3 separate regions of the Homo sapiens genome follow, and regions 1 and 2 are each linked to region 3. The links are chromatin loops, found by intact Hi-C in ENCODE. Cell type or tissue: B cell. All regions are shown on one strand. Each heading gives the region's core, and the rest is flanking DNA. Links, peaks and the distances in the headings are about the cores only.

Evidence for each region. Peaks named below come from ENCODE experiments on the same cell type or tissue, not always from the same donor. Only the 100,000 strongest peaks of a DNase experiment are listed, where the experiment ranks them.
Region 1: a loop joins it to region 3, with 7 times the contacts of the local background. A loop is called at or near these places in 2 of 110 quality-filtered maps.
Region 2: it touches region 3 in a loop (11-fold over the local background); 4 of 110 quality-filtered maps call a loop at or near these places.

What each region holds. Positions count from the first base shown.
Region 1 is chr9:22,191,499-22,202,621 of GRCh38, reverse strand. No RefSeq gene overlaps it. Among named protein-coding and RNA genes, the nearest start is that of CDKN2B, 190 kb to the right of the region's middle. RefSeq lists an enhancer at 5,207-5,266. In B cell, for the core only: no CTCF peak of the experiment used is centred there; DNase peaks (open chromatin) are centred at 4,801 and 5,421; H3K4me3 peaks cover 1,412 bases; H3K27ac peaks cover 1,603 bases.
Region 2 is chr9:21,438,133-21,449,255 of GRCh38, reverse strand. IFNA1 (interferon alpha 1) reads right to left here and starts at 8,817. Exons shown (of 1, transcript NM_024013.3): 1 at 7,940-8,817. The coding sequence starts at 8,748. The coding sequence ends at 8,179. In B cell, for the core only: no CTCF peak of the experiment used is centred there; a DNase peak (open chromatin) is centred at 4,865; H3K27me3 peaks cover 641 bases.
Region 3 is chr9:21,375,842-21,386,964 of GRCh38, reverse strand. It overlaps IFNA2 (interferon alpha 2), which reads left to right and starts at 1,567. Exons shown (of 1, transcript NM_000605.4): 1 at 1,567-2,710. The coding sequence starts at 1,636. The coding sequence ends at 2,202. RefSeq lists an enhancer at 4,875-5,174. In B cell, for the core only: no CTCF peak of the experiment used is centred there; DNase peaks (open chromatin) are centred at 1,514 and 5,064; H3K4me3 peaks cover 538 bases; H3K27me3 peaks cover 661 bases.

The DNA of each region.
Region 1 (11,123 bases), core at 1,851-9,850, 820 kb before region 3:
AACATGAAACAGAGAAAGCAAGCACTTAGTGAGGCTGGATCAGAATCAGTGGTATCAGCATGGACTCAAGATTTCTAAATAGATACATATATACACACACACACGTATACATTTATATGCATGTATATATGTGTACATGTATATGTATCTAATTTATGTGTATATAAAAATACATGTAGTAAGTATATATTTAGGTGTTTATATGTCTATATACCTGTATATATTTCTTATCTCAGACCACAAAAAGACCTAGAGGCAGAAATACCACAGTAGCATTGAACACACTTGGTGCCCAGATTTTAGCCCCTAATATCAGTCCCCACTAAAGAGAACAAGGGGTCTCGTTTTCTTGCTGCTGGTATTCACTCAACTGCTCAAACTAAAACTTTGTCATTCGTTTTTAAAAATTAATATTACTATTAATCTTTAAAGATTACTAAGTGTTCTCCAAATTATTTTGCATGGTATACAAGGACCCTCAAACTTTTAAACTTTTAAATCAAATTAAATTTCTAGAGTACTTTAGCAAACGACTTGCTAAAATCTCTAAAGAGCCCTATTTTATAATTCAAACAGGAATAAGCTGTTAATTTGGGCTTATTGGGTTTTACAATACCAAAAATGTCAATATGCTTAGCGACAGACTACTCTATTATATCTATGTCATTGAAGAAACTATTTAGGAAATGATTTTAACTTGCAAATCGAGTAGTCTTTATGAAAAAAATACATCTCTTTTGCTTCAGTTGGCTTTTTCTAGATGAGGTAGAAGTTATTGAGGAAGATCTCTAAGCTATAGGTTAATTCCAAGGTTTATCATTAATGCTTATGCTGACCTTTTTGAGAATAACTAAGTGAATTTTTTTAAAATCCGAGAAAGTTGACCATAAAAGGATTCCAGGTATAAACATTTTTCCATTCCAGGTGACCTCCTGTTTTTCATTCTATTTCATTTGATTTAACTTTTTGGCACAAAACTTACAGGTTCTTTGTCAACAATACTTAACAGACTCAGTAAATTAGTAGATTTTGAAGAGTGGTTTAATCATAAAGGAAAGAAAGTACATGGTCCTAACATCCTCTCTTGTAATGGGGTAGGATCATGGATTTCTTCTTGGGAATCAGGCAGGAGCACTGCAAACTCCCATGGACTAGCAAGTGACTCACCCTAAGGTCACTGAAGAAAGGAGTGGCCAAGGTCCAAGGGTGGGAAAAAAACCTTCTAATTAATTAAACTTATACTTGACCTAGTGTGACTAGCATTGGAGCATTACCTGCTTCAGCGGTTTTACAAGGCTGTTGGGAAGATGGGGCTGTTTTGTTTTTTATTTTGTTTTGTTTGTTTACAACAGTGCCCCCCAAAGTGCCTCTTTATTCCTAAGGACTTTAATCACAATTTGAAAACCACTCATCTATTCAGCCTCTTGGTTTTATTTATTGGGAACTAAGAACCAGATACTGTGGACTTCCAGTATGAGACAAAGGTGTTATTTAAGCAAGTAATGAAACAAAAATACTTGTTGAATACTCTCTTTCAACACTTCAAAGAAGCCAGGAAGGGAGAAGAAAGAGTTTTGGAGGGGAATCACCACCACACCTCTCTGCTGAGTGGGTTGGGGCATTCAACTCTAAAGCAGAGGCAAAGGAGCCCCGGGCAAGCCTGGCCATCCCCCTAGGCTCGATTTGCACCCATAGGAGACTTTAGCCATAGGGGAACTGTCAGTTCTGAATTCTGTAGGGTGGTCTTGTCCATCAGATGGGACCAGTACAACCTGAGCACCCCTTGGTCTGCTAGACTCTCCTGGGGCCACAGCCTGGCCACACATAGTTGCAGGGCAGCCTTTGGTGCCCTGAGGGCCCACACCATAGCTTTTGCAATGGTGGATCACGCCTGACAGATGGAGAGCTCCAGTGGGCAGTGCCTATGGACACACACCAGTCCACACATTCCCTTCCAATACTGCGGCTTCCTCTGGGCCCCTGGCAACTCCTCACATTGTTTTGCTGGCATGTGGCTGCACAGGGCAGGTTTTGCTTTTGTTGCCTCACCAGCATGCAGGAGTGCAGTCAGCCCCTCTGCCGCCTGCTGATTGCTATTGCAGATGGAGCATTGATGGGCACAGAGCAAACCAGCCCTCCCCCTGCAAGCACCCTGCCTTATGCAAACACTATACAGAGAAAAGTGGATCCACCCCTGCCCTGAGGGACCACTCCTGCTTGTAGGGCACAAAGAAGGCACCCAGACCAGTGCCTGCCAACATCTTGCTCCCAAGCCAACACCACCTTGAGTGCGACTGCACAGTCGCAGGCAACACACACCCCTCTAGCTGCATTGCCTCCACCACTGCGATGAATGCTCACAGGGAGGCAGGACCCCCAGCACCCACTAGCACTCTGCCACAGCTGCTGCTACCAATGCTGCTGAAATGCAGACAAGAAGGATCCCACTGTCACTACACCACGAAACATTTTGGCTGACATCACCCATCAGAGTGCAGTAAACAGTGGTCCAGGAGCACCTCAGTGCCCCCAGGATAGCAGATTCCTAATCTCAAGGAGACAGAGAACAAAGTGGGGCCCAACACAAGTCCTCCAAAGTTAGAGAACTAAGCCCAGGAGTTGAGAGCTGAGGACCAAATCTCTAAAATCTTCCAGAAATGAAGCCAGTTAGCTGACTGCACCTTATACCACAATCAAATCCTCAAGGTCATTAAATAGGATAAAAGAAAAAACACTCATCCAAAGGTAAGCATCCTCAAAGACTGAAGGAAGATAAGCCCAGAAGATGAGAAACAATCAGTACAAGAACCCTGATAACGCACAAAGCCAGAGTACCTTTTTACCTCCAAAAACACACATCACCTCTCCAGCAAGGTTCTGAACTGGCTGAGATGGCTGAAATGACAGAAATGTAATTCAGAATATGGATAGAAATGATTGAGCTATAGGAATAAGGTGAAATCTAATGCAAGGAAGCTAAAAAATCATAAACAATGCAGGAACTTACAGACAAAATAGTCAGTATAGAAAAGAACCTAACCAACCTAATAGAGCTAAAAAATACACTGCAAGAAATTTTACAATGCAACCACAACTATTAGTAGCAGATTAGGCCAAGTGGAGGAAAGAATCTCAGAGCTTGAAGACTGTCTTTCTGAAATAAGACTGTAATAAAGAAATAGAGAAAAAAGAATAAAAAGAAATAAACAAAATCCCTGAGAGATGTGGGATTACATAAAGAAGAAATCTATGACTCCTGGGTGTCCCTAAAAGAGATGGGGAGAAGGGAACTATATAATCTATTCTCATGCTGCAAATAAAACATGTCTGAGACTGGGTAATTTATAAAGGGAAGAGGTTTAATGGACTCACAGTTCAGCATGACTGGGAGGATTCACAATCATGGTAGAAGGTAAAGGAAAAGCAAAGGGAAGTCTTACATGGTGGCAGACAAGAGAATATGTTCAGGGAAACTCTCCTTTATAAAATCATCAGATTTCATGAGACTTATTCACTATTGTGAGAACAGTATGGGGGAAACCACTCCCATGATTCAATTATCTCTACCAGGTCCCTCCCATGACATGTGGGGATTATTAAACTTCAAGGTGAGATTTGGGTGGGGAAACAGCCAAACCATATTATTCCACACCTAGCCCCTCCCAAATCTCATGTTCTCACATTTCAAAAACAATCATGCTTTCCCAACAGCTCCCTGAAATCTTAACTCATTTCAGCATTAACTCAAAAGTCCACAGTCCAAATTCTCATCTGACAAGGCAAGTTCTTTCCACCTATGATCCTGCAAAATCAAAAGCAAGTTAGTTACTTCCTAGATACAATGGGGATACAAGCATTGGGTAAATACACCCATTCCAAATGGGAGAAGTCAGCCAAAAGGAGGGGACTACAGGCTTCATGCAAGTCCAAAATCCAGCAGGGCAGCCAAATTTTAAAGTTCTGAAATGATCTCCTTTTACTCCACGTCTCATATCTAGGTCCTGCTGATGCAAGAGGTGAGCTCCCATGCCCTCTTGGGCAGTTCCACCCCTGTGGCTTTGCAGGGTACAGCCCACCTCTCAGCTGCTTTCACAGGCTGGCATTGAGTGTCTGTGGCTTTTCCAGGTACGTGGTGTAAGGTGTTGGTGGATCTACCGTTCTGGGGTCTGGAGGACGGTGGCCCTTTTCTCACAACTCCACTAGGCAGTGTCCCAGTGGGGAATCTGTGTAGGGGTGCCAGCTCCACATTTCCCTTCCACACTGTCCTAGCAGAGGTTCTCCATGAGGGCCCAACCCCTGCAGCAAACTTCTGCCTGTTCATCCAGACGTTTCCATACTGCCTCTGGAACCTGTGTGTTCCAGGTCCATACATCCTCTGAAATCTACGTGGAGGTTCCCAAATCTCAGTTCTTGACTTCTGTGCGCCCACAGCCCAATACCAAATGAAGGCCACCAAGGCTTGGGTCATGCACCCTTTCTGAATCAATGGCCTGAGTTCTAGCCATGGCTAGGGCACAGGGCACCAAGTCATGAGAATGCACAATGTAGCAAGGTCCTGGGCCCAGCCCACAAGACCACTTTTTTCTCCTAGGCCTCCAGGCCTGTGATGGGAGGGGCTTCTGGAAGACCTCTGGCAGGCCCTAGAGACATTTTCCCTATTGTCTTGGTGATTAACATTTGGCTTCTCATTACTTATGCAAACTTCTGAAGCCAGCTTGAATTTATCCTCAGCAACCGGGTTTTTCTTTTCTATTGCATCATCAGGCTGTACATTTTCTGAATTTTCGTGCTCTGCTTCCCTTTTAAACATGTTTCAGTTCCAAAGCATAAATCTGCGAATACATAAAACTCAATGCATTTAACAGCACCGAAGTCACCTCTTGAATGCTTTGCTGCTTAGAAAATTCTTCTACCAGATACCCTAAATCATTTCTCTCAAGTTCAAAGTTCCACAAATCTCTAAGGCAGGGGCAAAATGCCAGTCTCTTTGCTAAAACATAGCAAGAGTCACTTTTATTCCAGTTTCCAACAAGGTCTTCATCTCCATGTGAGACCACCTCAACCTGAACTTTATTGTCCATGTATCAATGTCAGCATTTTGGTCAAAGCCATTCATCAAGTCTCTAGGAAGATCCAAACTTTCCCTTCAAACTTCTTCCTGTCCTCTTCTGAGCCCTCCAAACTGACCCAACCTCTGCCTGTTTCTCAGTTCCAAAGTCATTTCCACATTTTTGGGTATCTTTACAGCAGCACCCCACTCTACCAGTACCGATTTACTGTATTAGTCAGTTCTCATGCTGTATAAGACATACTTCAGACAGAGGAATTTATAGAGAAAAAGAGGCTAAATAGACTCACAGTTCCACATGGCTGGGGAGGCCTCACAGTCATGGCAGAAGGCAAAGGAGAAGCGAAAGCTTGTCTTAAATGGTGGCAGGCAACAGAGGGTGTACAGGGGAATTCCCTTTTATAAAACCATCAGATCTTATGAGACTTATTTACTACCATGAGAACAATAGGAGGGAAACTGCCCCCCTAATGCAATTTCCTCCACCTGGCCCCACCCTTGACACATGGGAATTATTACAATTCAAGGTGAGATTTGGGTGGGGACACAACCAAACTATATCAGGAACGAATCATGGAAAGAATATTTCAGGACATTATACATAATTTCTCCAACCTTGCTAGAGAGGCCAACATTCAAATTCAGGAAATGCAGAGAACCCCATTGACAAAGAGACATATACTCCCACATAATAATAGTAAGAGACTTTAACACTGTACTGACATTATTAGATAGATTATCCAGACAAAAAAATTAACAAAAATATTCAGGACATGAACTCAGCACTAGATCAAATAGACCTGATACACATCTGGAGTACTCTCCACCCAAAAACAATAGATTATAAGTTTTTCTTATTGTCACATGGTACAGACTCTAAAATCAATCACATAATTGCACATAAAACACTCCTGAGCAAATGCAAACTACTAAAATCATTTACAAAGTCTCTCAGACCATAGCATAATCAAATTAAAAATCAAGACTAAGAAATTCACTCAAAACAATACAATTACATGGAAATTAAATAATATGCTCCTGAATGCCTGTTGGGTACATAATGAAATTAAGGCAGAAATGAAGAAGTTCTTTGTAAGTAATGAGAACAAAGATAAAACATACCAGAATAACTGGGACATAGCTAAGAGAGTGTAAGTGGGAAATTATAGTGCTACATCCCTACATCAAAAAGTTAGAAAGACCTTAAGTTAACAACCTAATATCACAACTAAAAGAATCTCAAATCTAGCTGAAGATAAGAAAAAAAAACAAAATTAGGGATAAACTGAAGGAGACTGAAACAAGAAAAACTATTCAAAACATCAACAAAACTTTAAAAAATAATAATAAAATAGACCACTAGCTAGACTAATATGGAAGAAAAGAGAGAAGGTTCAAATAAACACAATCAGAAATAACAAGGGAGATATTACCATTGACCCCACAGAAATACAAATAATCATCAGAGAATATTATCAACATGTATATGCATGTAAACTAGAAAATCTAGAAGAAATGCATAAATATCTTGACATATACACCCTCCAAAGACTCAACCAAGGAGAAATTAAATTCCTGAACAGACAAATAATGATCTCTGAAATTGAGTAGTAATAAATAGCCTACCAACCAACAAAAGCTCGGGAAAAGCCAGATACACAGCTGAATTCTACCTGTTGTACAAAGAAGAGCTGGTACCATTCCTACTGAAACTATTCCAAAGAATTAATGAGGAAGGTCTCCTCCCTAACTCGTTCAATGAGGCCAGCATCTTCCTGATGCCAAAATGTAGCAGAGACACAATGAAAAAAGAAAATGTCAAGCCAATGTCTATGATGACTATTGATGTGAAAATCCCCAGCAATATACTAGCAAACCTAATTCAGCAGCACATCAAAAAGCTTATCCACTACAACCAAGTAGACTTTTTCTCTGGTGTGCAAGCTTCATTCAACATATGCAAATCAATAAATTTGTCTCATTACATAAACAGAACTAAAGACAAAAACCACATGATTCTCTCAATAGATGCAGAAAAGACTTTCAATAAAATTCAATACCTCTTCATGTTAAAACTCTCAATAAACTAGGTATTGAAGGAACATACCTCAAAATGATAAGAGCCATCTATGACAAACCATGACCAACATCACACTAAGTGGGCAAAAGCTGGAAGTATCCCTCATGAAAACCAGCACAAGAAAAGGATGCCCTCTCTCACCACTTCTATTTAATATAGCATTGGAAGTCCTGGTCAGGGCAATCAGGGAAAGTAAAAAGATAAAGGCATTGAAATAGGAACAGAGGAATTCAAACTGTCCCTGTTTGCAGATAATATAATCCTATATCTAGAAAACACCATAACCTCAACCCAAAAGCTCCTTAAGTTGATAAACTTCAACAAAGTCTCAGGATACAAAAATCAATTTGTCTTCTGAGATAGAAAAATGTTAGTAATGCAAAAATCACAAACATTCCTATACACCAACAACAGTCATGCTGAGGGCCAGATCAGGAACGCAATCTCATTCACAATTGCAACAACAAAAAATTAAATATCTAGGAGTATAGCTAACCACAGAAGTGAATGATTTCTACAAGAAGAAGTAAAAAACACTGCTCAAAGAAATCAAAGATGACACAAACAAATGGAAAAACATTCCTTGCTCGTGAAGAGAATCAATATTGTGAAAATGGCCATACTGCCCAAAGCGATTTATAGATGCAATGCTATTACCATCAAAATGCTATTGACATTCTTCACAGAATTAGAAAAAAAACTATTTTAAAACTCATATGGAACCAAAAAAGAGCCCAAATAGCTAAGGCAGTCCTAAGCAAAAAAAACAAAACTGGAGACATCATGCTACATGGCTTCAACTATGCTACAGGGCTACAGTAACCAAAACAGCAGCATGATACTGGTACTAGAACAGATGCAGAGACCAAGGAACATAATAGAGAACCCAGAAATAAGACTGCAAGCCTACAACTATCTAATCTTCAATAAACCTAGCGAAAACAAGCAATTGGGAAAGGATTTCCTATTCAATAATGGTGCTGGGATAACTGGCTAGCCATATACAGAAAATTAAAACTAGACCCCTTCCTTATATCATACACAAAAATCAACTCAAGTTGGATTACAGACTTAAAATGCAAAACCCAAAAATAATCAAAACCCTAGAATAAAACCTAGGCAATACCAAACAGGATATAGGAATGGGGAAAGATTTCATACGAAGATGCTAAAAGCAATTGCAACAAAAGCAAAAGTTAACATATGGGATCTAATTAAGCTAAATAGTTTCTACACAAGGAAGAAACCATCAACAGAGTGAACAAACAACCTATAGAATGGGAGAATATTTTTGCAAACTACATACCTGAAAAAGGTCTAATATCCAGCATCTATAAGGAACTTAAACAAATTTACAAGAAAAAAATAACCTCATTAAAAAGTGGGCAAAGGACAAGAACAGACACTTCCCAAAAGACATACGTGAGGCCAACAATCATAGGAAAAAAAACTCAACATCACTCATTATTAGAAAAATTCAAATAAAAATCACAATAAGATATCATCTCACACCAGTCAGAATGGCTATTAAAAAGTCAAAAAACAACAGACGCTGGTAAGGCTGCAGAGAAAAAGGACACTTATACAAAGTTGGTGGGAATGTAAATAGTTCAACCATTGAGGAAGACAATGTGGTGATTCCTCAAAGACCTGGAGGCTGAAATACCATTTGTCTCACCTATCCCATTACTAGGTATATACCCAAATGAATATAAACCATTCTATTATAAAGACACATGTATGCATATGTTCACTGCAGCACTATTCACAATAGAAAAGACAGGAATCAATCTAAATGCCCATCAATGGTAGACTTGATAAAGAAAATATGACACAGATACACCATGAAATACTATGCAGCCATAAAAAGGAATGAGATCATGTCATTTCCAGGGACATGGATGGAGCTGGAGGTCATTATCCTTAGTGAACTAATACAGGAAAAGAAAACAAAATACCACATGTTCTCACTTATAAGTGGGAGCTGAATGATGAGAACACATGGACACATACAGGGAAACAACACCTACTGGGGCCTCTCAGAGGATGGAGATTGTGAGGAGGGAGAGGATCAGGAAAAATAATTACTGGGTATGGGGCTTAATACCTGGGAGATGAAATAATCTGTACAACAAACCCACATGGCACAAGTTTATTTATATAACAAACCTGCATTTATCTATATAATAACCTACCCCTGAACTTAAAAGAACAGTTAAATTAAAAATCAAAAAAAAAAACTTTCCCAGGCATATCTATGACTCATTAATCATTCATGTCATACAAGAAGTTTTTATTGGCTGCCACATTCAAAATACTATAGGAGATACAAAAGAAGTCTACACAAGGCATCTTCTAACAATCTACTGAAGAAAGAGTATGTTTTCGTACTATCTTCATAACCCATTTATGTGCAAATCATTGCAGTGTTATATGCCAAAGTGAACATAAACGTTTATATGTAATAAAGTTGCTATTAAAAAATAGTAGGGAAAGAAAATATTATTCATTACACAACATGGAAATAAAATAACTGGAAAATGTTTTCAGTGCCTCCCCTCATACGATCTTTCCAGAAGGAATAAAAATTTAAGTACTTTTTAAATCATAAATCAACATGAAGCAAATTTAAGTATATGTTTATTGTCTTAAAATGAGAAGGACTTTCTTTTTTTTTTTTTTTGAGACGGAGTTTCACTCTGTCGCCCAGGCTGGAGTGCAGTGGCGCAATCTCGGCTCACTGCAAGCTCTGCCTCCTGGGTTCATGCCATTTTCCTGCCTCAGCCTCCCGAGTAGCTGGGACTACAGGTGCCCACCACCATGCCCAGCTAATTTTTTTTGTATTTTTCAGTAGAGACTGGGTTTCACCATGTTAGCCAGGATGGTTTTGATCTCCTGACCTCGTGATCCACCTGCCTCGGCCTCCCAAAGTGCTGGGATTACAGGTGTGAGCCACCGCACCCGGCCTAAATGAGAAGGACGTTCTAAGTATAATCTTTGAAAGTAATAATAATAAAAACCACTGTAAAAACTCTTCAGGAAAAAATAAAATTAAAAGAAAAGGCTGGAAAAATAATTGACAGAAGATACTGTATTTGTATCTTTACTACAGACAAAGACTTTACAAATCCATAAAATGAGTCCTAAAATAGAAAGCTAGGCAAACATTATGAATAAATAGGCAAACAATTATGATTACAGATAGAAAATTTACTTTTTTTTTTTTTGAGACAGAGTCGCACTCTGTCACCCAGGCTAGAGCGCAGTGGTGCAATCTCGGCTCACTACAACCTCCACCTCCTGGGTTCAAGTGGTTCTCCTGTCTCAGCCTCCCAAGTAGCTGGGATTACAGGGGCATTCCATCATGCCTGGCTAATTTTTGTATTTTTAATAGAGACAGGGTTTCATCATATTGGCCAGGCTGGTCTTGAATTCCTGACCTCAAGTGATCTGCACCCCTAGGCCTCCCAAAGTGCTGAGATTACAGATGCGAGCCACTGCACCTGGGCAAGATACAAACATTTTTAAAAGAATTTTTTAAAAAACATCAAAAAAGAATTAATTCTCACAAAAAATTAAAGAAAATAAAAACATGTAATATTTCATACAACAATTAATCAAAAAGTAACATGTTAATATTTTATACTCATGCAGTTGAATTAAAATGGGTAGTCATTTTCTGGAAACGGAATTAGAAGAAAATTTCTGGGGGATAATCAGGCTATAGATACTAAAAATCTTAAAAGTATGTATACTCTAATATAGGAATCCCATTTTAGATAATTATGCTATTGAATAATCATAGATTAACACAAAGATATGTGAATACGTTAATCGCTGTCACCAATGACTTGGAAAATGCATAAAATAAATTGTAAATTGAAATGAGTGGGTTACAAAGAAATCCTTTTTTGGAATATAAATCATTCTATTATAAAGATACATGCATGTGTATGTTCATTGCAGCACTATCCA
Region 2 (11,123 bases), core at 1,215-9,214, 62 kb before region 3:
TCCAAACCTGCTACTGGGTTCCCCAATACTGTAGATTATATATAACAAGTTGAAAACTGTGAGATATGAAATGAGATATGGCTATAGAGATTTTTCAGGGGAGGGTGACAATATGAAGCCAAATCAGAACTTTTACATATAAATATGGTAAAAAGTATAATATAAATGTAAGGAAAAAATTACATTAAAATGTAAGCAGTTACCCAAGAATGGAAGGGGTTCTAATATTTGAAAGGCTAATTAGGCAATCACAAAAGACAGAACCAAGTGAATTAAAAAATGTTGATGTTGTCCTGACGCTAAACTGGTTCCCTACAATTGGTGGAGGAGGAAAGGAAAAATGGTTTAACATGTAAATTAGGGCCCTCTAACCCACGAATAGAAGAGAAACAATCTAATGGTTGGGTTTCTAACCTGAGTCAGAGTTGAGAGATCCCTGCTAAATTGAATGCCTGCCTGGCTGCCTGAGCAACTGACCATGATTACTTCTTTAATTGCAATATTGCCAAGATGCCTCTCAATTCTACCCTGTTGACACCTGTGGCAGTCACTATATTCTCTGAAGTTACTTTATGTTAGTGCTCTCTAAAACTATTGAATCCAGATGGAACTGATGCAAGCTCATTCCTTATTCAAAGGGAAAGTAAGAATTTTCTCAATTATAAAGTCGAGGGGCATGATCTGATAGGAGGAGTAAATTAGTAAAACTGACAACTTACGCTAAAGAGTTAATGTACCTTCAATCAGGACAGTTTTCCTGATTTCCCTTGAAGTGCCACAGTCAGATGGGGTGGCTCTCACTTCCACGTGACCTGCAGTAAGTAGAGTGAGGGACGAGTCAGGAGGTCCTGGGAGGCTGCATAGGCTGGAGGCAAGGGACACCTCCTGCCCCTTTCTCTCCCCAGAGCTGCCCATTGTCCAAAGAGGACATGTCCTGCCTGAAGCTGGGAGTATATCCCCTCTCTAAGACATGAAATTTAAAGAAATGGGCTCATTCCAGTGTTTGGGTCAGTTCTTTCCAGGAAATTTCCTCCTTTTAGCTCTGAAGAAAAAGCTGGTGGAAGGCGACAGACTTATACAGAGAACAGACTTGCCCACTGTCTCTGGTCTTGGCAGGTAGGTGGCTCTCTCACAGTGTGAAGTTACCCTTGATACCCCAAAAGCCAAAGAGATCAGGGAACTCAAGGCAAGGGAGAGCAGAGCTCCAGATGCAAGAAGGACCCACCCATGACTCTTGGGGTTCCTGAGGAAGACAGAGGACTCCATGTAGTGGGGGGGTCTGTGGCACCTTTTTTTTTTTTCATTCTTCAAGGAATCCCAGGCTTTCTAGAAGTCTTCTCTACATCCCTTTATGTGGTAGCCAGAACTCTGATGTTTCTGCTTAGTAATTTTCCAACCACTGACCACTAAATGCAGAGGCAGGGGCTTGTCGATGATAAGAGAGACCTAGATGGAAGATTGAAGGTGGCAGAAGGAAGGAGGGACAGAAGTAAATGGAAGAAAAAGTCTTAGAGGAGCCAGACTGGGTAGGTCTTAAGCTTCCCAAAAAGGCCAATGAAGTTTTACTCTTTTTTTTTTTTTTTTTTTTAACCGGTAAAAATCCTGCCTACAAGAAAGGAAGCAAACAGAGGAATCAAGTTTATAATAAAAAAAGTTTAAGTTTACTGAAAAAAATTCCCATGGGATAAACAAGAACCTAAGGAGAAAATCAGAAAGACTCTTAAAAAAATGGTAGCCTGGATATCAGCTTTAAATTAAGCTATTATTTGACCACAGAGCTCTTTTAAAAAAATACTTTTAAATCCCTTATCAGATTTCAGCAAGAAAAAACAACCAATATTTCTAATGTTTGAAACTTTCTTTTTTTTCTCTTCTTTTAAAACAACGATACCTACCAAGCGACTCAGAACCAAAACCAAGTCTTTTGTGACTTAACCAAGGATACATGAGACATCATTAAAGAAATGTAAAGATGCAGCCCTCTCAAAATTCAGAGCTACCCCCACAAATAGCCAAAAGAAAGAAAGATTTAGATGCCTTGAGAGCTGGCAATAGGCAATATGTAAGCTTTTAATGGGAGCCTCCAACATTTGTTTAGCCCCCTTCACACACCAAAGTGTGTCCTGACAGGCAGCAAGCCAAGTTGGGTTCTCAGGACACAAAACAGGAAAATGACAGCTGTTCGTTGAAGGGAAAGGATCAATAACAAATGAGTCCCTGAAATCCAAATTTACATAAGAGAACAGTTCAAACAAATGATCTCCTGCTGACCTGCATTTGGAAAGTAAGATATAAAGATAAATTTTTACCTTTAGTTCTTGACCAGAAACTACAGGCAGAGATTCAGAACTCACCTTGGTAAAAATTCTTACCTTTATTTGCCAGCTCTTTATCAGTTGTCCCAGGACCTCATCAATAGGTGAGTCAGGTGCTTCAGACATCCCATCTTCATCATCAGAACTATAAGGGCAGAAATAGTGTGATCTCTTTCCTTCCTATCAAAAGGGTCACAGCTGACACGGCTATAATAAGGCAGGTTAACAAGCGAGAAGCATAGCACGTTTATTTAATCATCGTTTTATATAACTATGGAAGCCTTCAAAATGAAGACCCAAAGTACAGGAAAAAACTATCCATTTTTATGCTTACATTCCATGAGGAATGGGCAGCTGTGCAGAAATGTGATTAGACAAAAAGGGCATCATCTAATGCTAATATTCTGAGTAGGGGAAACCCAGCAAGGCCTTTCTGGTCAGATACTTCTTGGCCTCTCCATGCACCATTCCTTCCTCTTGGGTATGTGGCAGAGCTCTTTTTGGAATGGGGGTCTTAGTATCTACAATCAAACAAGGCAGGTCAGAGAATTTCTTTATGGCCAGTTCAGTTCTTACACACAAAGGTAAGGGAAAGTTCAAGTAATGTTTATAGGTTTTTATGGCTGGCTTTGGAGAGAAAGGGCTCTGGTTTCTATTACCAGCCTTGGGAAAGAGAGTTTCTACTTTTTATGGCTAGCCTCGGGAGATGAGGGGTGACAAACAGGAGGGCAGGAGAAGGCCAGAGAGAAACTTTGCTTCTGAGGCTGCTTCTTAGATCTTCACTTTGGCGTATTATTTTCCGAGCTTCAATAGGAGTGAAGAATGAGATCCAGAAAAGCTGGGGAAGAAGGAGAGAACTGTGCTGGGTATTGGAATCAGCAAATGAATAGTATGTCTATGTCTATTTCACTTAGGTTTAAGAAAATAAACTCTTCCAGATTTTTCTGTAAGATACTGTTTCCTGACTGAATATACAAATGAGACTTATCTTCAGTATGAAGGGTGACTTATTTTTCAGTTTTCTCCAGAATACTCCAAGAATTCTGCTTTTTATATTATATGTGTTACAGAGATTTAGGAGAGTATTCTCTTTTCTGTTCTTTCTTTCTTTTTTTTTTTTTTTTTTGATGGAGTCTCGCTCTGTCACCCAGGCTGGAGTGCAGTGGCGCCATCTCAGTTCACTGCAACCTCTGGCTCCAGGGTTCAAGAGATTCTCCTGTGTCAGCCTCCCAAATAGCTGGGATTACAGGCACCCATCACCACGCCTGGCTAATTTTTGTATTTTTAGTAGGGATGGGGTTTACAATGTTGGCCAGGCTGGTGTTGAATTCCTGAACTCAAGTGATCCACCCACCTCGGCTTCCAAAGTGCTGGGATTACAAGCATGAGCCACGGCACCCAGTCCCTTTTTTAATGTATATATATAAAGGAAATAATAATCATATATTTATAAAATAAGAAAATAACTGTAAATATACATATGTGTGTATATATGTACATATATATATCATAATGTGTGATATACATATGTGTGTATATATGTACATATATATATATATATCACAATGTGTGGCCTGAGGGATACATGAAGAGACTCCTCTGCAATTTCAGGCTCTTCCTTGCTGCTAACTCAAGAATTCACACAGACATCCTGTTGGAACATCTCAATGAAAATATATTGCTGATTACAAAAATACACCTCAAATCATACCAGAATTGATACACTTTGAATGAATAAACCTCACTAGCTCTCTGGTAACAATACTATTCTTTCACACTCATTAGCTCTTATGAGACTTCTCTCTTTTGATACCAAGGCAGAGTTTTTACTATTAAGTGGAAGAACTGTCAAGATCATAATTCAAAGTGACAATGAGAATATTATTTTATTTGTTAATGTTTGAAGTCTAATAATAGGAATGATCTGTGAAACTAAAATTGTACTATTAATAGCTGTTTAATGCACTATTAAACACGAACTTGTTCTGGATACTATTAAGTTCCAGTCAAGATTGGTCGGTCTGCCTGTTCCCTGGAGTCCCATACGTGGTATGTGGAGAGGGTGATCCTAGAGGCTGGTATGCACAGTGGTCTATAGGCAAGGAATACATCTCTCTCTATATCCTTATAACTGTCAGTTCCAAAAAATGCATGCCCTGATGGTAGCCAGAAACTGATTCTCTTTGTATTAGACCAAGGGTAAGGAACAGGCTTATGACAGCATTAGCATCTTTTCTTGCCAAGAAGTATAATTTTTGCAGCATAAAGAGAAATGCCCAGAAGTGATGGGTTTCTGCATAGATCAGAAATCAGCCCTCCAGTCTTGGTGGCTGCCCTTGTCACCTTTGGTTACCAGGTTGTGATTCCCTGAGAGGTTTTCAGGAGACTGCACATAAACTACATTCTGCTTTCTCTTTCCTTTTCATTAAGTTACTATTACATCATACTCAGCGGAAATTCAGGAAATCCTCTCTTGCAGGTAGTTCTGCAAAACCTAGAAATTTTATTTCACTTCTGCTTAGCACTTGTGGCATTCTGATCTTTAGGGAAGCCATCAAGCTGAAACCACAACAGAACAGAAAACAGCTCTGTGTGAATGGGCAGGAAGGTGAAGGGAGTAAAGCCAGAGAGAGAATGTGCCAGGTGCCATAATCAGTCAAGAAACATCACATGTCTTCTGCGCATCAATCTGCATGATTATTCTCTTGTCTCAGGTATTTATACAAGCCACCATTTCCTGACTGAATATAAATAGGACACTCTGAAGTGAGGAATGACAATTTTTCAGCCTCTCTACAGTTCATGACAGAATCTGTGGGTTTTTTTTTTTAGGCTGCTTCCTTTGAAGGTCAATTCCTGAAAGGTATGACACCACAGATCCTAAAAATTTTACAGAAAGACAAATACTATTCCCATCTACAGCTGTATGAAGAAAAGGAGGAAAATACTTAACATCGTTTAACTCCTTGAGTGAGGTGTGATCTCAGCTTACTGCAATCTCCACCTCCTGGGTACAAGCAATTTTCCAGCCTTAAGCCTCCTGAGTAGCTGGGATTACAGGCGCCCACCACCATGCCCAGCTAATCTTTGTATTTTTAGTAGAGACAGGGTTTCATCATGTTGACCAGGCAACATGGTGGAAGATACTGTGGTAGGTGCTTTAAACTGCATGTGTTCCTTTATGATCACAACTATATAAATTTTCTGAATCCATTTTATTTATGAGAAAACTCAGGCTCAAAGAGATTGAGTTTCTTAACACCACACATACATGTAAGCAGAATGAAATTTCAATGTCAAATTCTTTGTAATATAATGTAAATTATGGGTGATTTTGTCAGTTTTGTATTCTGAGTTTCAGTTATAATTGTTTTTGTTTTTTTTTTTTTTTTTTTTTTTTTTTTTTTTTTTTTTTTGAGACGGCTTGCTTGCTCTGTCGCCCAGGCTGGAGTGCAGTAGCATGATCTTGGCTCACTGCAAGCTCCGCCTCCTGGATTCATGCCATTCTCTTGTCTCAGCCTCCCCAGTAGCTGGGACTACAGGTGCCTGCCACCACGCCTGGCTAATTTTTTGTATTTTTTAGTAGAGACGGGGTTTCACTGTGTTAGCCAGGATGGTCTCGATCTCCTGACCTCGTGATCCTCCTGCCTCGGCCTCCCAAAGTTCTGGGATTACAGGCATGAGCCACTGCACCCGGCCCAGTTATAATTGTTAAATCTTTTTTTTTCCTTGTGAATTCTACACAACTCTTTCTTGCTCTCTGAATTTCCATGGTTCATACTGTATTTTCAGCTGGTTATGACCAACTTTTTCTTTATCTTAAGTATTGAGACAGAGATTCGTTGATTCCCTTTTCATTATTAATTTGTGAAGGAAGTTTTCAGTCTTTATGTTGATGGTAATTTAGTTATTTTTGGATTGGCATAAGATTGTAATATTCATAACATCAGGAAAAATTGCCAAGAAGTAATATATGAGCTCTACCAGAAAATAAAATGTGTTAAAAGCTGAAGTAAAATTATAGTAAACCAGTGTTACAATTACGCAAGTTAAGTAACTTAATTAATAAAGCCAGTAGGTCCAGGAATCATTATATTATCAGTATTAATTAAATATTGTGATGACGGATTGAATTAGTTTTCTATTCCCACCTACAGAATTAAGGCAGCTTACTGATATTCAAAGTAGTATTTATTTAAAAAATGAAAAATTATCATTGTAATTAAATATTTTAATTTAACATAAATATACTAAACATATCAATATGGTTGCCAGTACATCAGTTACATGAAATCTATCCGGAAAAAATATACTGCAAAAAAGAAAAAAAAACTGTGTACAAAAACAATAATCCACATTCTTTTCAAATTCCATTCTATTTCCATCTTCACTTCAGAGTCACTAACTTCTCTTACTTGGATCCTACTGCAGTATGACTTCTACTTATTAATTCCACCAAACCAGCTCTCTCACTAAGATTGCCAAGGCTATCTATTTCCCAATTACTGGGCAGTTTTAATCCGTATCTTGGGAAAATCTACTGATTCATCTTCCCCGCACATTTATCTTCTTAAATACACTTTTATCACAGTATCAGTCCATTGTTGCAGTGCTACAAAGAAATAGCTGAGACTGGGTAAATTATAAGAAAAGAGGTTTAATTGCCTCACAATTCTGCAGGCTATACAGGAAGCATGGCAGCATCTGCTTCTGGGGAGGCTTCAGAGAGGAAGGTAAAGCGAGAGCAAGAGGAAGGGTAGGGGTAGGTGCCACACACTTTTAAACAACTAGATCTCAGGAGGGCTCACTATCACCATGACAGCACCAAAGGGGATGGTGTTAAACCATGAGAAATAGCCATGACCCAGTCACCCCGCACCAGGCCCTACCTCCAACACTGGGGATTGCAATTCCACATGAGATTTGGGCAGGGACACAGATCCAAACCATATTAATCACCAATCTCTCTTGTTGTTAGTCTAATATAAGGGACACCACCTCTGGTTCCTCTGTGTCTCTTCTCTTCCCTCACTTTAAAGGTGGAAGGTCCTCAAAATCCTGCTTAAGTCCTTTTCTCTGTCTACACTCTCTCCACACATGAGCACTTCCATTTCTGGGATTTTGCTTGCCATGTATGAACCCCCAGCAACTGCATTCCTTGTAAGTTGCAAACTCATATATCCAACTGGCAATAGACATTTTCTACTAGATGTTTACCAGTCAACTTTTGAGGATATCTGTTTATTTTTATTTCCTCACCTGTCTCAGTTTACCCGCTGCTGAGAGAAATCATTAGTTGCTCCTTCTTCTCATAGTATTTAGGATAACTGATATTAAGTATGATTACCATCTTTAGTTTTATTCCATACAAAAACCAAATATGCAAGAGAGTAGGAAGTAGATTTATTGTATTCAGCTTTATATCTTGAGTACAACATACAACCTGGTTTAGAGAAAGGTCATTTTTACTTACATCTTACATATAATAATGATAAGCAAATAAAATATACCCTTTATTCTCTAATCAGGTTGCACAGTCAGGCTAGGAATTTCATATTAAAGAATGAACACATACAGGAAGTTCCTATAGTAAAAGTTTAATGAACAACACAAAATAATGGATTGAGTAAATATAAGGAACATGTTTTATTACACTAACCACAGTGTAAAGGTGCACATGACGTTATATGAACAAAAATAATTTAAATCTTATGAATAGTTAAATAAATATTTAAATAGATAAATCAGTTTATCAGCATGGTCATAGTTATAGCAGGGGTGAGAGTCTTTGAAATGACAGAATTCATGAAAGCGTGACCTGGTGTATGAGTCAATAAGAATTGTTTTCATGTTGGACCAGATGTTATTCCTTCCTCCTTAATCTTTCTTGCAAGTTTGTTGATAAAGAGAGGGATCTCATGATTTCTGCTCTGACAACCTCCCAGGCACAAGGGCTGTATTTCTTCTCTGTCAGATAGAGAGTGATTCTTCGGAAGTATTTCTTCACAGCCAAGATGGAGTCCGCATTCATCAGGGGAGTTTCTCCCACCCTCTCCTCCTGCATCACACAGGCTTCCAAGTCATTCAGCTGCTGGTAGAGTTCGGTGCAGAATTTGTCTAGGAGGTCCTCATCCCAAGCAGCAGATGAATCTTTTGTGGTAAAGAGGTTGAAGATCTGCTGGATCAGCTCATGGAGGACAGAGATGGCTGGAGCCTTCTGGAACTGGTTGCCATCAAACTCCTCCTGGGGAAATCCAAAGTCATGTCTGTCCATCAGACAGGAGGAAGGAGAGATTCTGCTCATTTGTGCCAGGAGCATCAAGGTCCTCCTGTTATCCAGGCTGTGGGTCTCAGGGAGATCACAGCCCAGAGAGCAGCTTGACTTGCAGCTGAGCACCACCAGGACCATCAGTAAAGCAAAGGGCGAGGCCATCGTAGATATTGCAGATACTTCTGGGCTTGCTGAGATGGGTGACTCTGAACCTTGGGCTCTAGGTTCTCTGAAGGCCTTGCTTCCTGCAAATGCCTTAAATAGGGAACATACTGATTTCCACTTTCTTAATGCTTCTGGGCCACTTTCCATTTCTGTTTTTGCTTTCCTTCATGCACTCTTTACATGAGTTTAGAGCCGTGTTTCTCAAATGTTTTGTTTTTCATTATTGTCTTCCCCATCTTGTTCCCAGAGACTTTTTAGATATCTTTTTCCTAATTGAACCCACCGTGAAAATTTAATAACACAGATACAATATGTATCTATTTATATACTATATGTATATCTCTATAATCAAAAAGTACAAAGTTTAATCTTTGTATTCAATGCAGGTTTAAAAATAACCAAATGAAAAATTTAAGCTAAAAGTTAAATTTAAAATCTATTCAAATTTTTCTTAACTTTATAACTAAATTTGCTTATGGACTTCAACGTAATTTATTTACTGATATAAATTGTACTGTAGGCCTGGCGAGGTGGCTCACGCCTGTAATCCCAGCACTTTGGGAGTCCGAGGTGGGTGGATCACGAGGTCAGGAGTTCAAGACCAGCCTGGCCAAGACGGTGAAACCCCATCTCAACGAAAAAAACAAAAAAAAAACAAAAAAAAAATTAGCTAGGCATGGTTGTGTGCACCTGTAATCCCAGCTACTCAGGAGGCCGAGGCAGGGAATTCCTTGAACTCATGAGGTGGAGGTTGCAGTGAGCCGAGATTGTGCCACTGCACTCCAGCCTGGGTGTCAGAGTGAGACTCTGTTTCAAAAAACAAACAAACAAATAAATTGTAGTGTATCAAATTACATAAGCAAATTAACAAATTATAAACATTTTCTAATGTTTATAGATAAACATTTTCTAAGTAATGAATACTTAAAAATTATTTGAAAGTGATAAACACTTAAAACTTTAAAATATTTTTATCATTTATTTTTAGTGTTCTTACGTTTTTTTAGATCTGATTACTCCTGAATTTCACCAAACATTTAAACAGAACCAAATCTTTGAAAAAATTAAGGAGGAATACTCCCAAACTCATTTTATGAAGCCAGCATTACCTTGATACCTAAGCCAGAGATGGACATTACAAGAAAAAAAAAAATTACAGCCAATATTCCTGATGAACACAGATGCAAAATCATCCACAAAGTAGTTGCAAATGAAATTCAAAAGCACTATAAAAGGATCATTTATTATGATCAAGCTTGATTTATTCCTGGGATGCAAGAATATTTTAATATGTTGGAATCAATAAATGCCATACTCCTTATTTACACAATAAAAGATTAAAAATCATAACTATTTTTATGCATGCCTAAAATTATTTTGACAAAATTTAAAATCCATCTCTAATACAATTTATAACAAATTAGGTATATAAAGAATATACCTCAGAATAAAGAGACACATTCCTTATTAGCTATAAGATAAGCCATTAGCTAACACTATAGTCAGTGGTGAAATGTTGGAATCTTTTTTCTGAGATTTATTATAAGATAAGGATGCCCACTCTCACTACTTCTTTCAACACAGTACTGGAAATCCTACTCAGAATATTAGACAAGAAAAAAAAGGGGCATTTAAATGAGAAAGAACAAGGTCTTATTTTCATGGAGATTAATGCTCAGAGTTTTACAGATTAGATTTAACATCATGAAAGCTGGTACAATCCAGGAATCAGAGGAACTGTCCCTGAGGACACAGGACTTCAGGGACATCAATTATTAAGAGGCTACATGAAAGCAGAAATGCTCCTGGATGTTTCCATTGTCTACACATAAAGTTTCAACAGATCAGCCCCAGCAAGTATAGGCACATTCCTCACTACTGTGGGTGATGAGCTTTTCACTCAAAGCAGAGATGTGAAACCTGACAGGTTTCAAAGACCACCTAAGTGCTCCATACCTTGACAGTCACTCCCACAAAGCTGAAACACCATCTGTTCCTGAGGGATCAGGTCATCATCTGTGACTTTGAGACACTGGCCAGTCAGGCTTCAGTTGACATGAGGCCAGTGATTTTAAGTGTAAAATGCCCAAACCATCATACTCATTAGGTAGATATTTGGAGGCCTGTGCACTTAAATGGGTTAGTGAAATGTCACACCAGACATATGACTGGGAATAGGGGTTTCCTCCTCTGCTCTTAGCAGCACCTTGGTAATCCAATAATTACCCTCCCTCATGCCTCCACATCCACATCTGCGAAAAAGGCACTGGTGAGTAGGACATTTTCATGAAGCCATAACCCATGGTTACTCCCTGCAAAGCTCTGAACTTGTGCATCCCCAGGCCAGGGGGTGGGTGTCTTTCAAAGGTGGC
Region 3 (11,123 bases), core at 1,297-9,296:
AAAACCTGAACAAAATAGATAATTCCTAGAAACATACAACATACTGGTCTGTTCAGGTTTTGTATTTTTTCATAGTACCATGAAGAAATACAAGAATTGTTTCTAGAACCATTCTTGTATTTCTTCATGGTTTTTGTATTTCTTCATGGAACCATGAAGAAATACAAAATGTGAACAGGCCAATAACAAGTAATGAGACAGAAGCCATACTAAAAAGTATCCCAGAAAAGAACTCAGGATCTGATGGCTTCACTGATGAATTTTGCCAAATATTTAAAAAACTAATACCAATCCAACTCAAATTATTAAAAAAATAGAGGTGGACAGAATCTTTCCAAATGTATTCTATGAGGCCAGTGTTTTTTCTGATTGAATCTCCCATTATATTTTAATCACATATAAAACCAGAGAAAGACACATTAAAAAGAAAGAAAACTGTAGGCCAATATCTCTGATGAACATTGATGCAGAAATCCTCAACAACAAATTAGCAAACTGAATTCAAGAACACATTAAAACAATCATTCATCATGACCAAGTGGAATTTGTCCTAGAGATTCAAGTGTGGTTAGGTATGTGCAGATCAATGGGTTTAATGTTGTCCAATGAACATAATGTCCTCCAGCTCCATCCATGTTCTTGCAAATGACAGGATCTCATTCTTTTTTATGGCTAAGTAGTACTCCATTGTGTATAAGTGCCATATTTTCTTTATCCATTCATCTGTTAGACACCTAAGTTGCTTCCAAATCTTAGCTATTGTGAATAGTGCTGCAATAAACATGGGAGTGTAAATATTTTGTTGACATACTGATTTCATTTCCTTTGGATAAATACCCAGTAGTGGGATTGCTGGATCATATGGGGGAAAATGGAGATGGCTAACGGGCACAAAAATATAGTTAGAAAAAATGAATATGATTTAGTATTCGATAGCACAATAGGATGACTACTGTTAATGATAATTTATTATATATTATAAAATAACTAAAATAGTATAAATGGGATGTATGTAGCAGAGAGAAATGATAAATGTTTGAAGCATTGGATACTCCATTCACCCTGCTGTGATTATTATGAATTGTCTGCCTATATAAAAATATTTCACTTATTCCATAAACACAGACGCCTCTTATGTACCCACAAAAATCTATTTTCAAAAAAGTTGCTCTAAGAATATAGTTATCAAGTTAAGTAAAATGTCAATAGCCTTTTAATTTAATTTTTAATTGTTTTATCATTCTTTGCAATAATAAAACATTAACTTTATACTTTTTAATTTAATGTATAGAATAGAGATATACATAGGATATGTAAATAGATACACAGTGTATATGTGATTAAAATATAATGGGAGATTCAATCAGAAAAAAGTTTCTAAAAAGGCTCTGGGGTAAAAGAGGAAGGAAACAATAATGAAAAAAATGTGGTGAGAAAAACAGCTGAAAACCCATGTAAAGAGTGCATAAAGAAAGCAAAAAGAGAAGTAGAAAGTAACACAGGGGCATTTGGAAAATGTAAACGAGTATGTTCCCTATTTAAGGCTAGGCACAAAGCAAGGTCTTCAGAGAACCTGGAGCCTAAGGTTTAGGCTCACCCATTTCAACCAGTCTAGCAGCATCTGCAACATCTACAATGGCCTTGACCTTTGCTTTACTGGTGGCCCTCCTGGTGCTCAGCTGCAAGTCAAGCTGCTCTGTGGGCTGTGATCTGCCTCAAACCCACAGCCTGGGTAGCAGGAGGACCTTGATGCTCCTGGCACAGATGAGGAGAATCTCTCTTTTCTCCTGCTTGAAGGACAGACATGACTTTGGATTTCCCCAGGAGGAGTTTGGCAACCAGTTCCAAAAGGCTGAAACCATCCCTGTCCTCCATGAGATGATCCAGCAGATCTTCAATCTCTTCAGCACAAAGGACTCATCTGCTGCTTGGGATGAGACCCTCCTAGACAAATTCTACACTGAACTCTACCAGCAGCTGAATGACCTGGAAGCCTGTGTGATACAGGGGGTGGGGGTGACAGAGACTCCCCTGATGAAGGAGGACTCCATTCTGGCTGTGAGGAAATACTTCCAAAGAATCACTCTCTATCTGAAAGAGAAGAAATACAGCCCTTGTGCCTGGGAGGTTGTCAGAGCAGAAATCATGAGATCTTTTTCTTTGTCAACAAACTTGCAAGAAAGTTTAAGAAGTAAGGAATGAAAACTGGTTCAACATGGAAATGATTTTCATTGATTCGTATGCCAGCTCACCTTTTTATGATCTGCCATTTCAAAGACTCATGTTTCTGCTATGACCATGACACGATTTAAATCTTTTCAAATGTTTTTAGGAGTATTAATCAACATTGTATTCAGCTCTTAAGGCACTAGTCCCTTACAGAGGACCATGCTGACTGATCCATTATCTATTTAAATATTTTTAAAATATTATTTATTTAACTATTTATAAAACAACTTATTTTTGTTCATATTATGTCATGTGCACCTTTGCACAGTGGTTAATGTAATAAAATATGTTCTTTGTATTTGGTAAATTTATTTTGTGTTGTTCATTGAACTTTTGCTATGGAAACTTTTGTACTTGTTTATTCTTTAAAATGAAATTCCAAGCCTAATTGTGCAACCTGATTACAGAATAACTGGTACACTTCATTTATCCATCAATATTATATTCAAGATATAAGTAAAAATAAACTTTCTGTAAACCAGGTTGTATGTTGTACTCAAGATAACAAGGTGAACCTAACAAATACAATTCTGCTCTCTTGTGTATTTGATTTTTGTATGAAAAAAACTAAAAATGGTAATCATACTTAATTATCAGTTATGGTAAATGGTATGAAGAGAAGAAGGAACAACCGATGATTTCTCTCTGCAGAAGGTAGATTGAGGCATGTGAGGAAATAAAAATAAGACAGAGACATTCTCTTTAAATTGACTAGTATACATCTATTAGAAAATGTCCATTGCCAGTTAGATATATAAGTTTGCAATTTGCAAGGAATGCGATTGCTGGGGGTTTATATGTGATAAGAGAAAGCCAAGAAATGAAGGTCATGGTGTTGGGAGAGAGTGTAGAGAGAGAAAAAGTTTTAAACATGATTCTGAGGACCTTTCGCTTTTAAAGGGAGGGGAGAGAAAAGCCGCAAAGGAAACATCCACAGCCACAAAGGAATGGCTGTACATTAGAAGGCAACAGCAGAGAAAGATAATGAAAGTGTATTTAGGAAGATAAATGCTTCAGCCCAGGAGTTCAAGGCTGCAGTGAGCCATGATCACAATACTGTACTCGAGCCTGGGAGACAGAGGGAGAGTGACCCCATCTCAAAATAACAAACAAACAAAAGGAAATAAATGTGCCGAGAAGAGGATTCAGTCGATTTGCCCAAGGTGTGGCTTGAAACTGCCTACTAATTGGGAAATAGATGGCATTGGCACCCTTAGTGAGAACTGATTGGGTAAAGTTAATACACAGAAGCCATATTGGAGGAAGTTTAAATAAGATAAGTTAGTGAACTGAAGTGGAGAAAGAAATAAAATGGGATTAGGAAAGGATGTGGGTTATGTTTTCTGGGCATAGTTTTTCCTTTTTTGCAATGTATATTTTTCTCAATAGATTTCATGTAATTGAGGTACTGGCAAATGACATTAATATATTTCATATATTTATTTTAAGTCACGGCATATTTAATTACAATAGTAATTTATCAGTTTTAATTAATACTACTGTGACTATCAGTAAGATGCCTAGTTTTGTTAATTATTTAGGCAGGAATAGATAACTAATTCAATCTTTCATCAAAATATTCAATTAATATTGATAATATAATGGTTACTGCAATTACTGGCTTTAATTAAGTTACTTAACTTGCGCCATTGTCATGCTAGTTTACTACAACTTGACTGCATTTCTCCGGTAGAGCCAGATATGATAAGAAATCTTTTATAATACTCCTTGGTAATTTTTCCGGATTTTATGAATATTACAATCTTACATGAATACAAAAATAACTAAATTACCATAAACATATAAACTGACAAACTTCCTTCACAAATTAAATTAGGAAACTGGATCAGAGAATCTCTTCCTCCATACTTAAGGGAAAGAAAAAAATTAGTCAAACCAGCTAAAAATACAACCCGAACCATGGAAATTCAGAAAGTACCAAAGAGTTGTGTATAATTCACGAGTACAAGGAGATTTAGCAATTGTAATAGAAATCCAGAAAACCAAACTGACAAAATCACTCATAATTTGCATTAAAGACTTTAACGTTGAAATTTCATTCTGCTTGGATGTATGTGTGGTGTTGATCAACCCACTTATTCTCACTGAGCCTCACTTTTCTCATAAAAATTGGGTTTAAAATATTTATGTAGTTGTGAATATTAGAAAAAACATGCATTTTAAAGCACCTACCACTGTGTCTCCTATCTAGTAAGAAGTTAAAATATGATAGGTATTTCCCTATTTTCTTCATACAGCTGTAGATGAGGATAATATTTATCTTTCTATAAAATTCTTAGGACCTGTGTCCTGCATTTCAGTAAGTGACTGCCAATGGCAGCAGCCTAAAAAAACTAGATTCTGTCAGCAACTGTAGAGTGGTTGAAAAACAGTCACTCCTCATTTCAAAGAAGTGTCCTATTTATATGCAGTCGGGGAATGGTGGCTTGTATAAATACCTGAGACAGGAGAATAAACATATAGATTGACGTGCAGAAGACATGTGATGTTTATTTACTGATTCAGGCACCTGACACATTCCCTCCCTGGCTCTCAGCATTCCAGGAGGCATTTCCATATCACCAGGGTTTCCTTGCTCTCTGAGGTGGATTTCCCATGGGACCCTGGTCATTCATTCTCTTGACTTTCCTGCCCATTCACACAGAGCAGCTTTCTGTTCTATTGTGGTTCTGGCTTCATATGGCTTCCCTAAAGAGCAGAATGCCACAAGGAGAAAGCAGAAGTGAAATAAAATTTCTAGGTTTTACAGAAACACATGCAAAGGGGGTTTTCTAGAATCTCCATTAAATGTGACATAACAGTAGCTTAGCAAAAAGGAAAGAGAAAGCAGAATTCAGTTTATACGTAGGCTCCTGCAAACCTCTCAGGGGAAGACAGTCCCCTGGGGCCAAGAGTGATAAGGGCAGCAACCAAAACTGGAGGGGCAGGTTGCTGATCTATGAAGAAATTCTACCAGTTCTGGGGATTTATCCACATGCTGCAAAAAGGCTACTTCTTGGCCAGAAGAGATACTCATGCTGTCATAAGCATGTTTCCTTACCCTTGGTCTATTACAAAGAGAGTGAGTTTCTGGCTAAAGTCAGGGCGTGGACTCCTTGGGATTTCCAGTTATAGGGACAGAGAAACATGTATTCCCTGCCCACAGCCTACTGTGTAGACCAGTCTACGCTCCCTAGGATCACCCCTTCCACATATATTGGGATCCTTGGGGATACACAGAACTGCCAGTTTGGATTGGAACTTAATACTATTCACAAAAATATCATGTTTCTTAGTGCATTAAACTCTTGACAGTGCAATCTTAGTTTCACAGATTCATTCCTAATGTCAGAGTTCAAACTTTAACAAATCAACATTTTCTTACTGTAACTTTAGGTAGTAATCTTGACAGCTCCTCAACTCAGCAATAAAAACTGTACCTAGTTAGAAAAAGGGAAAAATCCCACAGAAGCTAAGAAATATAAAAGAATATTATTATTATTATTCTCAGTGAAGTCTATTTATCTAAATGTGTCCATATTGGTAGAATTTGAGAGGCATTCCTGTAATTGGTACCATATTCTCATGGAGGTATTTCCCAGGGAGTGTGTGTGAATTTCTGAGGTAGCAGGGAGTGAGAGCCTGCAACTGCAGAGGGGTCTCTTGAATCTTTTCCTCAAGCTACACAGTCAACATCATATATCTATATATGAATATCTAGAACTTGATATATACATACACATATATGGCTATCATTTTCTTATTTTATGGATATATGGTTATTTTCTTATTTTATACATATTTATCAGAATATTGAACACTCTCCTCAAACTCAGTAACTACTACGTTCGAGAATGTGATAGTCTAAAAAACAGAATTCCTGGAAGCATTCTGGAGTAAATTGAAAAATAGTCAGCCTTCACATCGAAGGTAAGTTTGATTTGTTTATTTAGTCAGGAAATGGTAGCTTATGAAATATATGTAATATATTTCATAATATATTCAGTTTGTTTCCCTAAACTGAAGTAAAATATACATAATATGTACTGGCTGATTCTGATACCTAGCAGAATTCCCTCCTTCTTCCCCTGTTTTCTTGAATCCCATTCTTCACTTTCGTTGGGGATCAGAAAAAACAATACTCAAAAGTGATGGTCTCAGAAGCAGCCTCAGAAGCAAATTTTCTCTCTGATCTTTTTTTCCTCTCTTGTTTCTCACTCCTCGTTCTCTAGAGGTTAGCCATAAAAACTAGAAACCCCCTTTTCCAAGGCTCCTTTTCACCAAAGTAAGCCATAAAACCTAAAAATACTACTCTTACTTTTCTGTGTAAGAACTGGCTCTAAAGAAATTCTCTGAACTATCTTGTTTAATTGTAGGTTATAAGACCTCCATTCCAAAAGGATCTCTACCCCATGCCAGGGAGGAAGGAATGCTGCACGGAGAGGTCAAGAAGAATCTGACCAGAAAGACCTTGCTGGCTTTCCGCACTCAGTCTATTAGCATTAGATGATGCCCTTTTTGTCTAATCACATTTTTTACACAGCTGTCCATTCTTCATTGAACTTAAGCATTAAAATGAATTTTTTTATGTAACTCTGGGTCTTCATTCTGAAGGCTCCCATGTCACATAAAACTATAATTAAATAAATATGCTTTGCTTTGCTTTTCTCTTGTTAACCTGTCTTTCTTTTGTTAAACGGGTGTCAGCTATGACCCTTATGATGGGAAGGAAAGAGATCACACCATTTCTGCCCCTATAGTCCCGGTGATGAGGAAGGGATGGCTGAAGCAACTGACTCACCTACTGATGAGGTCCTGGGACAGCTGGCAAAAAGTTGGCAAAGAAAGGTAAGAATTTGTATCAAGGTCTGTTCTCCTGGATCTCTGCCTATAGTGCCTGGTCAAGAATGGAAGGTAAAAATTTCTCTTTCTTTTTTTCCAAATTCAGGATAGCAGGAGAAAATTATTAGCTTGGATTGTGATTCTTGTGTAGTTTTGATTTAAAGTACCCATTTGTTATTAATCTTTTCCCTTCCATAGACAGCTATTGTGTCCCTGTTTGTCTCATATTGTGTCAAGAGAACCTGGCTTGGCTTGCTGCCTGTACAACACACTTCGGCATGTGCAGGTGGCCAAAAAAAATGTTGGGGGCTCCCATGACAAGCTTACATGTCATTGACTGTTGCTAGCTCACAAAGTGTCTAAATCTTTCTTTTGGCTATTTTTAGGGGTGATTTAGGGGTGACTTTGAATTCTGAGAGGGTTGCATCTTTGCATTTCTTTGAAGATGTCTTATGCATCCTTGGTTAATCATAAAAGACTTAATTGGTTTCTGTTTGGAGTCACTTGGTAGATACCTTTGTTTTAAAAGAGAAAAGGAAAAAAAGAAAACAATTTCAAAAGCTAGAAATATTAGCTGTTTATTCTTGTTGAAATCTGATAAGAGATTTAAAATGGAATCCTGTTTCTCCCATGGGAAGTTTCTTCGGTACACCTAAACCTCTTTTTAATTATATGTTTGATCCCTCTGTTTGCCTCCCTTCTTGCTGGCATAATTTTTGCTGAAAAGAAAAGTGAAACTTCAATGGCCTTTTTGGGAAGCTTAAGATCTTCCCAATCTGGCTCCTTTAAGACTTGTTCTTCCATTTATTTCTGTACTTCCTTCCTTCTGCCACTTTCAATTTTCTATCTAGGTCTCTTTTATCATCGATACATTACCCTTCAAGCCCCTGCCTCCTCAATTTGGTGGTCAGTGGACAGAAAATTACTAGGCAGAAACATCAAAGTTCCGGATACCACAAAAGGGAATGTAGGAGACACTTGAAAAAAACCTAGGACCCCTTGAAGCATGCAAAAAGAGTGCCACGGACCCTCCACTACATGGGGTGTTCTGTCTTCCTCGTGGAGCTCCAAGAGTCATGGGTAGTTTCTCTCAGATGTGGAGCTCTGCTCTTCTTTGCCTTGAGTTCCCTGATCTCTTTGGGTTTTGTGGGTATCAAGGGTAACTTCACACTGTGAGAGAGCCACCTACCTGCCAAGACCAGAGACAGTGGCCAATTCTGTTCTATGTATAAGTCTGTCTCCTTCCACCGGCTTTTTCTTCAGAGCTAAAAAGAGGAAATTTCCTGGAAACAACTGAACAAATACTGGAATGAGCACATTTCAAAATTTAATTTTTGTATATTCTGTAAAATATGGGTCAAGATTTATCATTTTTATAGAGATGTGTATCCCAGCACTACTTGTTTACTCAATTTTTCTTTTTAAAAATTGAATGCTTTTTGTGCTTGTGTTGAGAATCAATAAACAGTATATGTAGGTTCTATTTGTGCAAACTATTGTCTCTTTCACTGATACATTTGTTTCTCTTTAATACTTCACTGTCTTGATTACTTTAGTAATATAAGTCCTAAAATTAGAGATTATAGATCTCCAACATTTTTCTTCATTTTCGAGTTATTTTGGTTATTTTTGTTCCTTTGCATTTCCACATAAATATTAGAATCTGTTTGTCAATTTCTACAGAAAAAAGTCTGGTGAAATTTTGACTGATACTGCATTGAATCTGTAGATCAATGTGATTATAACTGATATCTTAACATTACTGAGTCTTTTAATCCATTAGCTCAATATATCTCTCCATTTGTTTAGGTCTTATCTATTTTCTATCAGCAATATTTTATAGTTTTCAATGTATATGTCTTCCTATAAATTTATTCCTAAGTATTTTAAATGCTTCATAATATTATAAATTATATTCTAAAGATTAAATTTCTGATTGTTGCGCATATAAAGAAATATTATTGATTTTTGTATATTGACTCGGATAAATTGACTAGTAAATTCTAGCATATTTTTTAAAGAATCTGAAGAATTTTCTAGAGGATGAAGTCATTTTTCATAAACAAGTTTTACTTTCTTCTTTTCTATTTGGATGACTATCATGTATTTTCTTGTCTTATTAGGAAGCAGTGCTTATTTCAGTAATTTTTATTACTGAACATCATTAACAATGTTTCCAACATTGATTTTGCATTTTTTTGGGTAATGTATTGGTAGCCTAATCAGCAGCTACAAGAAAATAACATCAAGGACAGATCCTAAAGCTTATGTTCACGATTTCTCATAGACTGAAAGGACTGCAGGACCATGCCATTTGGAGGACATCAAGCTATTTGATACCTGGCAATCTGGATGAAAGTAAGAGGAAATGGCCAATGAAAACTTACTCATTAACACATATATTCAAAAGCCATTATATGATTAAACAATGAGAAGAAAACTACAATTATTTGGGGACACAGGTCATGATGATTCTCCCCATTCAAGTCCACTGGATGGTGTACATGGTTCCTTTAGATTTGAGTCATTTATTTAATCATTTTTGTTTTGTTTCTAAGACGTGATAATTTCATTGTCCTATCTTCAAGTTCACTAATTCTTTCTTCTGTCTACTCCAATGTGCCTTTAAATCCCTCTAATAAAATGTTCAGTGCTCATTTCAGTTATTTCACTTTTTAGCTCCAGATTTTTTTTTTGTTTTCTTTATAGGTTGTCTATCTCTTTATTGATAATTTCATTTTGTTTGTGCATCATTTTTGAGACTTTCTCCACATCTTCCTTTAATTCTCTGAGCATCTTTAAGAGTTACTTCAAAGTCTTTATCTTGTAGATTTGCTATCAAATCTTTTTTAGGTATGATTTCTGAGACCTTTTTTTGAATGGGCCATATTTTTATGTGTTAATGTACTATTAACACAGAAAATTGTGATTATTTTTATTGTTGAAAACTCGACATTCAAATCTAATAATGTAGTAATTCTGGAAATAAGATTAACCCCTTACCCAGTCTTTGGTGATTGTTGATATTATTTTGTTCTTGATTTGATTGTTGCAGGCTGTCTCTGTGTAAAGATTGTCCTGAGGTATGATCTTAAGGTCTTCTCAGGGTGTTTCTGAGTCTGCACCTTTCCCTAGACATATGCAGTCACTCTCTAACTTTCACCTTGAATGTCCTAGTTTTTAATGCCCGGTTGCCGAAAAGGGGAAAAAAATAAAGGAGGAGATGGGGAGGGTGCTGGCTGTTTCATACCTTGGAAGTCACTTCAGCTGGAGGGTGGGCCTTGCAACAAAGGGGATCAAAAACAGCAACCAGAAAATAGGACACAGGTCCCTGATATTTGGAGAAAGTATGCTTTTTGCCAACACTGGCTCCCATCAGCTCAGTGCAAGCTGCTCTTGGAACATGGGCACAGCTGCCTGCCATGGAGACTAGGTGTGGAAAACTGTAGAGGATCTGTTGATACTAATGTGATTAAAGCTAAAATTGACTGAAATTAATCACAATTTACCATCCAAGACTTCCCCTGGAAGTTCCAAGCCTGAAATATAGTCCAGAGTTCCAAAATAGTTATATCAGGTAGATTTTGCCATTGCAACTGTTATCTAGATGGGGAGACTGAGTTCTGGTGTTTTCTAATCCACCTTCTTCACAGAATCCTCTACAAGACCTTCAGAGGGCTCCATCATCTGGGAGAACAACAAGAATTCCAAATTGGGGAATATGTGAGATTCGATGTATATTTGTTGGTAATTAAAACAGTAGACTGACCTCAAGAGGGTCATCAATGCAACTAACAACGACCTAAAGGAGAAACGTCAGATCTTGCATGCTTAGGCACTGTCATGGTATAAATTGGTGGAAAGTTTTGTTCAGCTTTAAACTTACAAGAAAACTTCAAGTAAAGATAGATAAGCTGTGCCTGTATTCACTGGTTAAAACCTGGGGAACTAGTCAACAAAAGATGTAAATTGTACTGTATGTATTTTTAAAAAATCAACCACATTGGCAACAGAAACCAAAGTTGAATGGAGACTATGAAAAAATAATGTGA